2 separate regions of the Mus musculus genome follow, and region 2 is linked to region 1. Evidence: chromatin contacts called from ENCODE Hi-C data. All regions are on one chromosome and are shown on one strand. The core of a region is the stretch at or near the end of the contact, and the rest is flanking DNA. Distances in the headings are between cores, read along the strand shown.

Region 1 (6,354 bases), core at 1,281-3,780:
CAGATGTAGCTGTCTCTTGTGAGACTATGCCGGGGCCTAGCAAACACAGAAGTGGATGCTCACAGTCAGCTAATGGATGGATCACAGGGCTCCCAATGGAGGAGCTAGAGAAAGTAGCCAAGGAGCTAAAGGGATCTGCAACCCTATAGGTGGAACAACATTATGAACTAACCAGTACCCCAGAGCTCTTGACTCTAGTTGCATATGTATCAAAAGATGGCCTAGTCGGCCATCACTGGAAAGAGAGGCCCATTGGACATGCAAACTTTATATGCCCTAGTACAGGGGAACGCCAGGGCCAAAAAGGGGGATTGGGTGGGTAGGGGAGTGGGGGTGGGTGGCTATGGGGGACTTTTGGTATAGCATTGGAAATGTAAATGAGCTAAATACCTAATAAAAAATGGAAAAAAAAAAAAAAGAAAAACCCCTCATTCCCTGTCAGTTCTGGGAAGGATTGTAACTGTGAAGCAGAGGTATGCGCCTCAGCTAGGAGAAAAGGCTCCAAGTCGGCCTCTACTTTTCATTATTTACCAGGCCAAGCTTCTCTGCGTAAATATGGCAGAGAAGGTGGAAATGTTCTGTCATCTCAGAATTTAGCTGGGACTTGTAAAGGATCTATGTCCTCGGTCTGCTATCTCACAAGTGCTTTTAGTATTTTAAAAATCCTTCCATTGAATCTCCATCCCTCTGTTTTCCTCGGTTGATTTCTGATCATATCTCTGAGAATGCACATGAGAGTAATTTAGAATCCTCTTTTAATTTTTTGCATTTGAAGATGGCCATTTCCAGTATCTAAAAAAACATGAGCATTGACATACTTAAAGAGTTAAGCTTTATTTAATTAATGGGATTTAATTAAGATGCATTCCATAGTGTATGACTTCTGGCAAGCTCTGATAGTACATATCAGACTTCCTTACATCTCTGTCTCTTCTGCCCAACACACACGACTCTACAATACGTGAGTGTTCAATCGTTTCTTAGTTTGTTTACGTCTAAGGTTAATTAACGAATTTGAACTGTGTTGTGATATTTCCAGCAGATGGAGAAGGTCAAAGTGTTCTTGACAAAGGCATAAATAAAATGGTGATGATTATTTTTATAAGGATACATTTATGGAACACCATATGTCAGACAACGGTGTGGGTATACAGTACTTGCAATACTAAGTAGAAGGGGATAAATTGAGAGACGAAGCCAGGGCAGCGGCATCAAAGAAAGTACTTATGTCTTATGGGATCAGATCAAAGGGACCAACCTAGGCTTACACTAAAGCTTACTGCAGGGTTTGCAGTTAGAGAATAGTCTGGAGGATGTGTGTGCAATAGGAATCAGAGGTCAGAGATTAGAGTTGAGCTTTCCTTTTGACCATAACTTTGAGAAAGGTCATAGTTTGCTCCCCCATATTGTTCTGAAGCCATTATTCTCCTAAATAATAAGCCATTGCCCGGGTTATCAGGTAGCAAATACAATAGAACATCCCCTGGCAACCAGGTGAGGCTGCTCGTGCCTGCATTACAATGAAGTCATGAACGAAAAATCAACGCACTAGATTCTTAATTCTGAATTATCTCATTTATTATAGTGCAGATCATATCAGGTACACAGTTCCCTGCCTAAGCAACACTAGCAGCAATAGAAGCAGGAATTTTTACAACAAGGGAAAGATAAAAGCAAGTCACAGTGTGAAAGGAACAGTTTGCATTAACATAGACAGTGAGAACAAGAAAATGTAATCGCTACTCAGAAAGAAGCAAACAGCCAGAGTGTTGCAATTTTTATCCTGAGTCTTCATTGCTTTTCACTGGAACAAGGAAGCTACTGACCTCCTTGTGCAGAGCAAGAAGGACGACAAGTGCCAAACACAGGGATCGATGGTTGGCAACCACCGCAGACAGGCTGCAGAGGTCTCAGGCTGTTTGACACAATGTGAATGGTCTGAGGGCCATAGGTCACACAACCTGAAGGCCTGCATCCATAAGTGACAATGCCCAGAGGTCGGCAGCTATTGGATCCACAAGGGAGTGGGCGGTATCCACCAGATACACAGCTTACAGGACGGCAGTTGTTCATGAAAGGACTCACTGGCCGGCAACTGCTAGATACATAGCTCACAGGCCTGTAGGATGCTGGGAGGCAAGAGCCAGAGATGAAGGAAGACGCAGGAATATAGCCAGATCCTTGGCAGTGTCTGGGCACACAGTATGTCGAAGAGCAACAAGAGTTTTCAAAGCCGCTGGCTTCACGGCTGGGTGGCTGCCCACTGAGAGGTTCTGCAAAGGTCTCTGGGCAGTTGTCCATGAACCAGGTGTGATCTTGACAGCTGCTGGGGACGCAGAAGACCTCTCCACAGCCCATGTTTGTAGAGCAGAGGGCAATGGAGGAGCTGGCTGGGATGTGGCAGGTATTTCTGAGCGATCCAGAGCTGCAGTTGCCGGAGGAGGAGCAGTTGTTACGGCTAGCCATAGTGAACTTGAGAGAGTGGTAGTGGTCTAAGAGCAGCTGGGAGGGAGCACGTCAGGTGTGAGTCTGACCCTCATTCGTCTTCTCCCTTTATATATTCTCAGAGAGTGGCTGCTCTGTCTGCAGACTCATCTTCCTTGTTGTCTGAGGCTGCATCTAAACTCTCTCATACCCAGGAAGTAGCGCTCCTGCCTCCCATAAAACCGGATGATCCCTGAAATACCTTCCATCGATTGAGTATAACCATAAATCAGAGTGTCTGGGTTTTCATAGGGCCCCTGGTAAAGTTATCCAACCCAAACAGACACTTTGTAAAGTTATGGACTCAGTACAGTTCTAGTCACCAGAGCACAAATATTTTTCTTAGAATTCTTCCTTGGAATTGTCTTTGAAATTTGAAGCAAACTACTTTGAATAGTAGCAAACTACACATAACTAGCTGAGAAGTAATTCTATTCTCTTCGTAAAATGGGTATATATATATATAAAATCAAGAGGCTTGCAGGAGAAGATAAAAAAATCTTACAACTTTTATGATCAAAAGAATTTTAAAGGCCATCCTGGGAAAGACTCCTGCATGTTTTCCTTTATTTCACCATCTGAATAGAAAATGGTTTCCCATGAAAATATGTTTATTCAGAAAATGAGTGCTTGCTTCATTAAATTCTATAGATGAATAAACAGTCACTTGAGATTGTGCTTTGTCCGTGATGGTTTAGAATGTAGGTAATGAGATGTCGTTCAGTTAAAACGATAGACTCCAGGTTGAACAAGAACAAATTCATAAAGAGGGTTGGACAAAATGGCACTTATCATGAATCCAACAAACATATCTTACAATGTCATTCATATTACCACTGAAAGGCGTCATTCTGAGTAAAAAGAACAAATCCTTTTATGATGAACATGGCAGCGTTTATTTCCTACATCTGATCTCAATTTCCAAAAGGGATTCCATGCCTTGGTTGGTATAAATTCTTACATTAGAGTATATGCAAACTTTCGCTAGGTTTGAGTACTTTGAAGGCTATTTAAAAACTTGTATGTCTATGTCTTTACATATGTGGTTTAAATACATGGAAGTGGCCAGTCTCCACGATCCACTGCCGTTTTCACAGACTGGCATATCCAGTACCTCCAGTGGCTATTTTAATGGGAATTTAAATTATCTGCCAAATCTCAATTCCATTCCCTTTGGCTAGAAATTCAATTTAAATCACAGCACTTTCTTCTATTTTAATGTTCAATGGTCATGGCCACACTTATCAAGTCTCCCTCTGCCCAGGAGAGTAGAAAATATGAACTAGCGCATTGGTTTCTCTGCAGCAATGCAGGTCTCTTTTACCAGGAGGGATATGCGTGAAGATAAAGCCATATAGACTCTGAGGTCTTATGCTTATGTGCTAAATTGAGCTCAGAATAGGAGGTAGGAGCCATTACTCTTTGACAGTCTGTGCCTGGTGTCATTAAGGAGCCCATTCTGGCACCTCATCACCAGGTAATACTTTGTGTGCAGTAGCTGGAGTCTTCTTGTGCAACCTTGGACACATCTGCTGAGTGGCATTAGTAATAGGTACAGCCACATTTAGGTTAATGTTTATCGAATTTATGTGTTGACGCTCTTTATGTGTGCTTATCTTTAATATAACCAAGAGCCCAGCACCTGTGTCATGAGTCCACCACTGAGGCGTATGCATGTTCATGGGTTCGGTATGTGTTCTATGTATGGGTGTTTTTTACCTAAAGGGGAATGTTACAGAATTATAAATAATTAGAACTTAGTCAGTACTTCATGAAATATCTGGTGGCATGGTCATGCATATCTCTGATGTCAATTCATAATATAATTTTAGAATGCAAAATATTACTGTTTTAAGTATTTGTATCTGAAATACAGAACATTAGCATAATAGACATAAAGAAAAGGGTATAAACACAAATTCCTCCATATCTCCAAACATTTTTATCTAATAATCTAAAATGGAATCACAGAGAGATGAATATATATATACACACACACACACACACACACATATATATATATATATATACACATACATACATATACACACATATATATGTGTATATATATACACATACATACATATACACACATATATATGTATATATATACATACATATACATATATATATGCTGTCATCTAACAACTACATAAATCTGGGAATTAATTTATGTATCCCCTGCCACTGTCAGTATCACTTTTACCTACAAATATCCACACAAAATACCACAGGCATTCAGAAAATATAAGAGCCCTGAAGGTTATTCCTATGTCCTAACAGCTTTGTTACTACCAGAGTGTATTTGGTCCAAATATCAAGCACCTTACCTGCAGGTGCCTATGACTTACAGATAGGCAGGCTCTTATCACCCTAGATTCCAGAGAGTCCACAGTAATGAGAAATCATGGACTCCACCAAATGAACACACGTTGTAGCTTTTTATCCAGTGATCAGGGCCTTACCACTCCAGGGAAGATTGTGAATACTTCTATCTTAGATGAGCAATCCTCGCCACACTCAGCCATGAAAGTGTGACACCCCGATTATTTCACACATTTGTTAGTTTAGAAAATATTTATCAAGTATTTCAGACATATACCACAGAATAAGAGAAACAATAACAAAAGATAAAAATGGTCCTTGTCCCAGGGACCCTTCATCAGTGGACAAGACAGAGCCCTATACGTCTATAAGTCCCCCACAAGGTCTATAAGTGATGTGATGTACAGAGAAGGCAAGGAGAATCCATTATGCTTGATTAAAGTTGACACGTTGTACCAACTTTTATGGATAGAAAGACATGGCATAGGAATCTGGAAAACAAGGAAACAAGCCAGACAGTAGAAATACACATAAACACCAAAAAAAAAATTGACAACAGGATTTTTTGACTGGAAGATTCCAATCGTGTCTCTAAATTTCAACTGGCTTGCTAGATGTCTTTGTGTTAGTAGGTAATGAAGTAATGTTCTTTACTAAAGAAATAACTACCAAGTATCTGTTTTTAGAAAATGGTGATAATAGTAAAGGAAAGGGTAGACTGGAAAGTGACCTATGATGTCTTTCCATTTTCAGGCCTCTATGATCATGCATTTCATCTATTCCTAATTCTGTAATCTATGCTATCATTTACATTGCCTTTTGTGAATCCCGTATCTGTAACTCCTAGCCCACTGTCTCCCATGCTACCTGAATGTTGTGTTTAGAATTAGACCCTGAAGTTAATTACATCATGAAACTCTACCCAAAACAAAACTGATTTCCAGTTGCCTGCACAGAACAAGCCAGGCACTTGGCCAATCCCTTCCTGCTTCCCAAAGACTTTCAGAGACACTCTGGTTTGCCTGCTCATGTCTAGAATCACATCGTTTCCTCTTTCCATGTCAACTGCTGGATGATTACCACTCCCATCCTGTACTTGGGAATAACTGCAATTTTATTGACTCTAAGTAATTTAACTCCTTTTTCATAATTACTTTTCTCAGACTATTCCTGCCAAACTGGATTTCTCTAGTCTTTAACTACACATAATCACCATCCCTTTAACTTCCTTTTCAAGCTGTATTGCTCAACTCCCTGCTGCCTGTGTCTACCTGGTTTCCTCTGTTGTATGCACTGCTCTCTGTCCTAACAAATACACACACACACACACACACACACACACACACACACACACACACACACACACACATACACACACAGAGTGCATCTACTTCTCAAGTAAAACATTGCCCATCTTATTTCTCAACTGTAATATAGGACCTGCAGTGACTACTACTTACTGTGGCCTTCCTATTATTATCACATACCAGACACTATTTTATATGTTGTACACTTATTATTTAATTTAATTCTCACTACATTCCT
Region 2 (6,376 bases), core at 1,854-4,353, 2.9 Mb after region 1:
CTCTGCAGTGTCACTACAAGTCCAAAGGAAACTAGCCAGTGCCATTAACTGGCAGTGACGCCACCTGCTCTCGAGCCTCCATCCACTCAATTCCAACCCAGCCCATGTGGTATCCGTACATCCGTGTGGACGGGCATACATGCATGGTATGTAAAACCAATAAAGTCTTAGGGCTATCTCAAAGAGCAAAGTGGACAGCATTCCTGGAATTCAACACCCAAACTGACCTCTGACCTCGACATGCACATGCAATCACATGCATTTGCACCCACAGGAGCACATATACGTGAGGTGGGACCGTAACGGCTCAGGATAAATGAGGGAGGAGTTGAGGCGAGCTTCAACCCTAGATACCTTATGAGGACAGCAGGCGTTGGCCATCAACTCTAGTAAGAATTTACTACCCTCCCGGTTATCAAGCTTCACGCCTTGTTTGACCTTATACGGTTGTTTTCCCTGCATCCCCTAACCCCTGAATATCACATGAAGTATCTTCCATCGCCCCTCTTCTGGTTATTGTATATGGTCGCACCAACCTTGCCTGAGAGACCCTGGCCACCTCCCCAAGGGCTTTTTCCTTCCCCCAGTAAATGGAACTAGTTCTCCAAAGCTGTTTTCCGGTTGGTTTGTGTGTTCTTTACCTGAGCACTCTCTGCCAATCAAGGCCCTGCATTGCATCCACCAACCCCAGCTAATGAAGCCTCCTCCCTCCAGAACAGCCCTGCATGATGCATGATGGGCTGGCTACTCTGAAGGGGAAAAGCAGATATGAGATGGCACACACACACACACACATGCACACGCACACGCACGCGCACACACACACACACACACACACGTAAATAAATGGCATTCTTCCTTGTCTATGGAGGGTAACTTCCAAACCCAGATTGGATACCTAAAACCGTGGATGGTACCAAGCTATGTAATATACTTTCATAGCCTATATGCAAATACTTATATGTATACAGATAAAAATACATATCTAACATACTTATATAGTATTAGGCACATTGGGACTAAGAACAATAACTATGATAAAACAGTACAATTATAACAATATATTAGACTGTTCTTTTAGAGTCATCTTTTGCTCTCAAAATGTCCTGTTGGATTGTGCCCGCTCCCCAGGTGATGTAACGTGATGCAATGTCTAAGAGGGGAGATGAGGTAAGGTGAATGATGCAGTGTGGTGATATCATAGCTAGGGTTTTACACTGCTGTGGACAGACACCATGACCAAGGCAACTCTTACAAGGATAACATTTAATTGGGGCTGGCTTACAGGTTCAGAGGTTCAGTCCAGGATCATCAAGGCGGGAGCAGGGCAGCATCCAGGCAGGCATGGGACCAGAAGAGCTAAGAGATCCACCTCAGCTAGCAGAAGACCGACTTCCAGGCAGCTAGGACAAGGGTATTGAGGCCAACACCCACAGTGACACACCTACTCCAACAAGGCTACACCTCCTAACAGTGCCACTCCCTGGGCCAAGCACATACAAACCATCACAGTTACTACCTCAGGGTTCCCTGACACAGCGCTGTATGACCCATACCGCAACAACCAATTGAGTGACCAACAAGGAAGTAGAGTACGCAGTGTGGATAAAGGGACAAAACAGATGGCTCTCACAGTGTTTATCCTACTACTCAGAACTTCGTGCAAATGGAGACATATGAATTGTTTCCATTTGAAACATATGAACATTATTTCCAACCAAAAACTCGGACATCAAATCGTGAGTAGAGGGTGTGGCTCCTCTTCATGCACACAGCCCAAACAGCCCTGTAGCATATTCCTTGGTCTAAACTGCTTTCCTACCAACTCTAAATAAGGGGGAAATGGGGCACAGCATTGGCTTTTTTATTATCATTATTACTGGGAAGCAGTGTTCAGTTGATTTCCAGAGGTGTTGGCCAAGCTAATCCAGGAGGGACTTAGGGTTGCTCTCTTCAGCTTTCCCTGGAAGCCTCCATTGTGGCCTGATCTTATACAAGACGAGTTTGTCCCCAGGCCTTATCTCTAGAGAAGCTAAAAGGATTCAATAAAGAAAGCTGCTATCCAGTAAGCCTTCTCCCTACCCAGACCTAAAGACTGGCCAGCTCTGCCCGGGTGTCGGAATCCCCACAGCCTTCTTGAAGCCAGGAGGCTGCTATCTTGCTCACAGACCTGTGAGGCTTCATCAAGAACTGCCTCAAATCCTTCTGGCTCTTATCTCTCTGGGCCAGAGGAGAACTCTAACCCTTCTATACCATTTAGATTTTCTGTTGTTTTTATTTTATTTTATTTTATTTTATTTTATTTTATTTTATTTCCTTTCAGTTCTGGAGATGGAACCCAGGGCCCACTGGGTAGATTCTCTGCCACTGAACTACACTCCCTGGACTTCCCTTTCTAGTTAAGCCAGGATGTTAGTAAGTTAACAAGGACAAAGTCAGTGCCAGTCCCAGGATGCATATCCTTACCAGGTCATGGCCTGTAGAGATGAGATAGGGAAGGTGACATAGTGGCCAGCCAAGGCTGCTATTTGGGTATGAAATGCCCACTTGGAAATGAAACACAGACCCAAAAAAGAGTGCTGAGAAAGGCCCCCTCTGCTCCAGTCAGTCTGTGCCACCCCTGCTTGGGAGGATTAAGGGTCCCAAAGATGTCCGCGATCTAACAGCCAACATGGGAATATTAGCAAGCTTCCTGTGCTGTGGCAAAACTCCTGAAATCAATCAACTTCAAGGAGAGAAAGCTCATGTTGGGTCACAGTTTCCAAAACCGAAATCTGCAGTAGCTTAGCCTTGTTTCTTTAGACCTCTGGTGACACAGAACTTATGATAGAAGGACCTGGCTGAGACAAAGAGAGAGGAATGGTGGGGTTCACTGGAGCCTTCGACAGTGCGTTCCCAATGACCTAACTTCCTCCCATTGGGCCCTATGTCTTAAATGATGGTTCCACCACATGCAGTAACACAGGCTGGGACCAACCTCTGGGACATGGGCCTTGGTGGCAGGGCACAAGTTTCCCTGTATGTGGAAGGGGAGAGGGGGTCAGAGAGTGAGAGGATGAGAGAGATCGAAAGCTAGATGGAACAAGCAAGAAGGAGAGGGAAGGAGCCAAACAACTGGAGAATCTGTGCTGCTGCTGACGTAAGAAGGGCCCACGAACAGGAAGCTAGAAAAAGCAAGGAAGTGAATCTCTCTTCCCCTGGAGCCTCCCCCAGCGCCATAGCTGTATCAACCCTTTTGCTATTTTTATCTTGAAACACTAAGTCTGTGGCATGTTAGAGCAGCAATATGCAACCCACCTTGACCTCGGGACAAAAGCCCAGGCAGGCCTCACAGAAGGCACCGCTGAGGAACATAGCTCGCCTGTCTCTGAACTGGGGGCTCCTAGGATGGATCCCTGCCATGCTGGGGGCATCCCAGATGGGAGGGACGAAGCCCCCATAGGGGTTCAAAAGTTCCCAAAGACCTGTGGAAAGTGCTCACATTCTTAGAAAAGCCTCGGGGTCATATTAAAACAGAAAGTCTTTTTACTTGAGGCCTTTTTATTTACACCCTCCGCAGTGTGGTAACCCACTCTGCCTCGAGAGATGCCAACTGGCTGCTCCCAAGGGGTTGGAGCAGGAAGCAAGTCAGACTCACTTCCCCCAGTGCGTTTTTGTTGCGGCTACATGAGCAGCTAAGGCCCCGTTCCTAGACAAGCTACATGCAATGACACCGAGGCTGAGACTGAAAAAACAAACAAACCAAAACTGTCCTTTCTCAGCAACTCTGCTCTGTGGGCCTTTTCACAGGTCAAAGCTCACGTCTTGTTCAAAACATACTCATGTGCACTTACCACAGATACACACAAGTGTAAGCACACACGCAAGTGCACACGGATGCACGCTGGAGAGGGACTCTCCTCCCACAAGTGCGAGAAGGACCGTAAACAAGATTTATTTGAGCTTCATGTAAATCCTTTCCAAACACAGAGAGGAACAGTAACCAAATAAAAATATATATTTCGAGGGAAAAGATTCCTGTTTGTTTGTTTTTGTTTGTTTGTTTGTTTTAACAGAGTTAATTCGTTTATTTTTCTCGTATAAAAACTCTTATGTTTTAGGCACAGCTGGAACCTGGGTCCTCTTAACAGAGACTCTGGTGTGGGTTTTCACAAGATGACGAGTGAATTCCTGAGAAGGAGACTTGGTGAACACAGTCTCTTTCCAGAGGTCAGCAGTCAGGTAGCTGTAAGTCTTGGAGAAGGCATCAAAGTTGGCCTTGGCAAAGTTCCCAGGGTGGCAGTGCAGCCCCTGGCTGAAGTGTAGCAGTCATCTATACCGGCCATCATCAGGAGCTTCTTGGGCACAGGAGCAGAGACAATGCCAGTGCCTCTGGGGGCAGGGATGAGACGCACCAGCACAGAGCCACAGCGGCCTGTCACCTTGCACGGAACAGTGTGGGGCTTGCCAATCTTGTTCCCCCAGTAGCCTCTCCACACAGGGACGATGGAAAGCTTGGCCAAGATGATGGCCCCTCAGATGGCAGTGGCAACCTCCTTGGAGCACTTAACGCCAAGACCAACCTGACCATTGTAGTCCCCAATAGCAACGAATGCCTTGAACCTGGTCCACTGGCCAGCCTGAGTCTGCTTCTGCACTGGCATGATTTTCGGAACCTCATCCTATAGGACTGCACCCAGGAAAAAGTCAATGATCTCAGACTCCTTAATGGGCAAGGAGAACAGGTAGATCTCCTCCAAGGCCTTGATCTTCATGTCCTAACCAGGCGGCCCAGCTTGGTGATGGGGATCCACTCCTTATCTTCAGCTTTACCTCCACGAGCCCCGCGGCCTCGACCATGGCCACAGCCTCAACCACGACTGTGGCCCCTAAGACCGCTGCCAAATCCTCCACAGAAGCCGCTGTGGCCTCCTAATCCTGGGCCCCGGGTCCTCCGGGCCCTCCCACTGCACTGGTGTCATCCGCCATTTGGTGTTTTCCCAAAGACGCAGCAGCTGTTTGTTTGTTTTTGAAGACAGCGTTTTTTTCTGTGCAGCCTTGGCTGACCCGAACTCACTCCGTAGTCCAGACTGGCTTTGAACTCAGAGATCCGCCTAATTAAAATTGTGCACCACCACCAACTGGCACTTACTACAGTTTTTAACATTCGTGGGGGAAGAGTGCAAGTGTAATTTCTCACTATCATAAAAATATCAGTCAGGTTTCCCTCTCCCTCATTTGGGGAAATCACAGAGATCAATATATCTCAGACAAAGTAGCCATTAGGGTGTCTTGCTCTGGAAAGCCAGGTTAATATCAAATATATAGTCTTTTTTTGTTTTGTTTTGTTTTGTTTTGTTTTTTTGAGACAGGGTTTCTCTGTGTAGCCCTAGCTGTCCTGGAACTCACTCTGTAGACCAGGCTGGACTCAAACTCAGAAAACCGCCTGCCTCTGCCTCCCAAGTGCTGGGATTAAAGGCGATCGCCACCACACCCAGCTTCAAATCAGACATCTAGGAGGTGTTGCCAGGTGATTTTTGGTGTGTTTTGGGGACAATGGCGACATGCTGTTTAAAGTCACTCCTGTGCAGGATGAAGCTGGCACAAACCTAAAAAGATGGATGCTTGCTGTATGCAAGGGGTGCTCGGGATCTAAATTTTCTTGAGGCACAAGGTATTCATAAGACTAAAAATGGCCCCGCAGACAGCAAGGTTCTGGACAGTCCAAAAGCAAGACCCATGGTCACTGCCTTCTGTCTCGGGTTTGTGTGAGGCTCAGTGGAGTAATCACACATCATAAGACTGAACATGGGGGACCACTTGTCAGTGGACGTAACTTCAGGTCTGCTGATAGCACCGCAGTGAGTCACACATGTCCCTCTGGTGCCTCGAAGCTCGTCCTGTGACTTACAGCCATCACCCCAGCACCAAGCGCTGCATCTGGAACAGCTCTGATTTGCTCAACTGACAGGATTTTCCTGGAAATTTACAGGATCCCAGAGAATAAATGTTACATCACATACCACACACACACACACACACACACACACACACACAATGATCTTAATCTTTCTAGAAAAAAAGACTAATGGAAGGTTCTCAGAATTAACAAAACACAGGAGATTTCTGCTCCTGCTGCTCCTCTGTCCCTGCTGAGATAATGTGAAACTCTCTGAGATCCTGAGCCAAAATAAATGTTCCTGTAAGGAAGTGAGAACTGCAAAAGTCACTACCATTTGTGGAAAGCCTGAGCCTGAGCCTGGGTGCCCAGCAACAACCCCAAAACTTCACTCAGGGATCATCAGGCTCCTACTTAGGGTTAACTCAAACAGGGGGCTCAGTTTGTGCCCACAGAGGGCACTCGACTGCAAACACCCAGAGAAGTCAGTGAGCTTAC

What was found. A loop is a pair of places that touch in the nucleus more often than their neighbours do.
Region 2: a map of regulatory T cell shows a loop between it and region 1 (20-fold over the local background). The contact joins the enhancer-like site here to the promoter of Krtap26-1 in region 1. A Hi-C loop is called at or near these places in 3 of 37 maps with a recorded cell type or tissue (T-helper 17 cell and regulatory T cell).

What each region holds. Positions count from the first base shown.
Region 1 is chr16:88,645,266-88,651,619 of GRCm38, forward strand. Krtap26-1 (keratin associated protein 26-1) reads right to left here and starts at 2,531. Exons shown (of 1, transcript NM_027105.3): 1 at 1,559-2,531. The coding sequence starts at 2,466. The coding sequence ends at 1,819.
Region 2 is chr16:91,535,093-91,541,468 of GRCm38, forward strand. It overlaps the pseudogene Gm7860. Among named protein-coding and RNA genes, the nearest start is that of Ifngr2, 8.8 kb to the right of the region's middle. Within about 2 kb of position 3,104, at least 1 of the 3 ENCODE cell types and tissues checked has a DNase peak (open chromatin) inside an H3K27ac peak, as active enhancers do.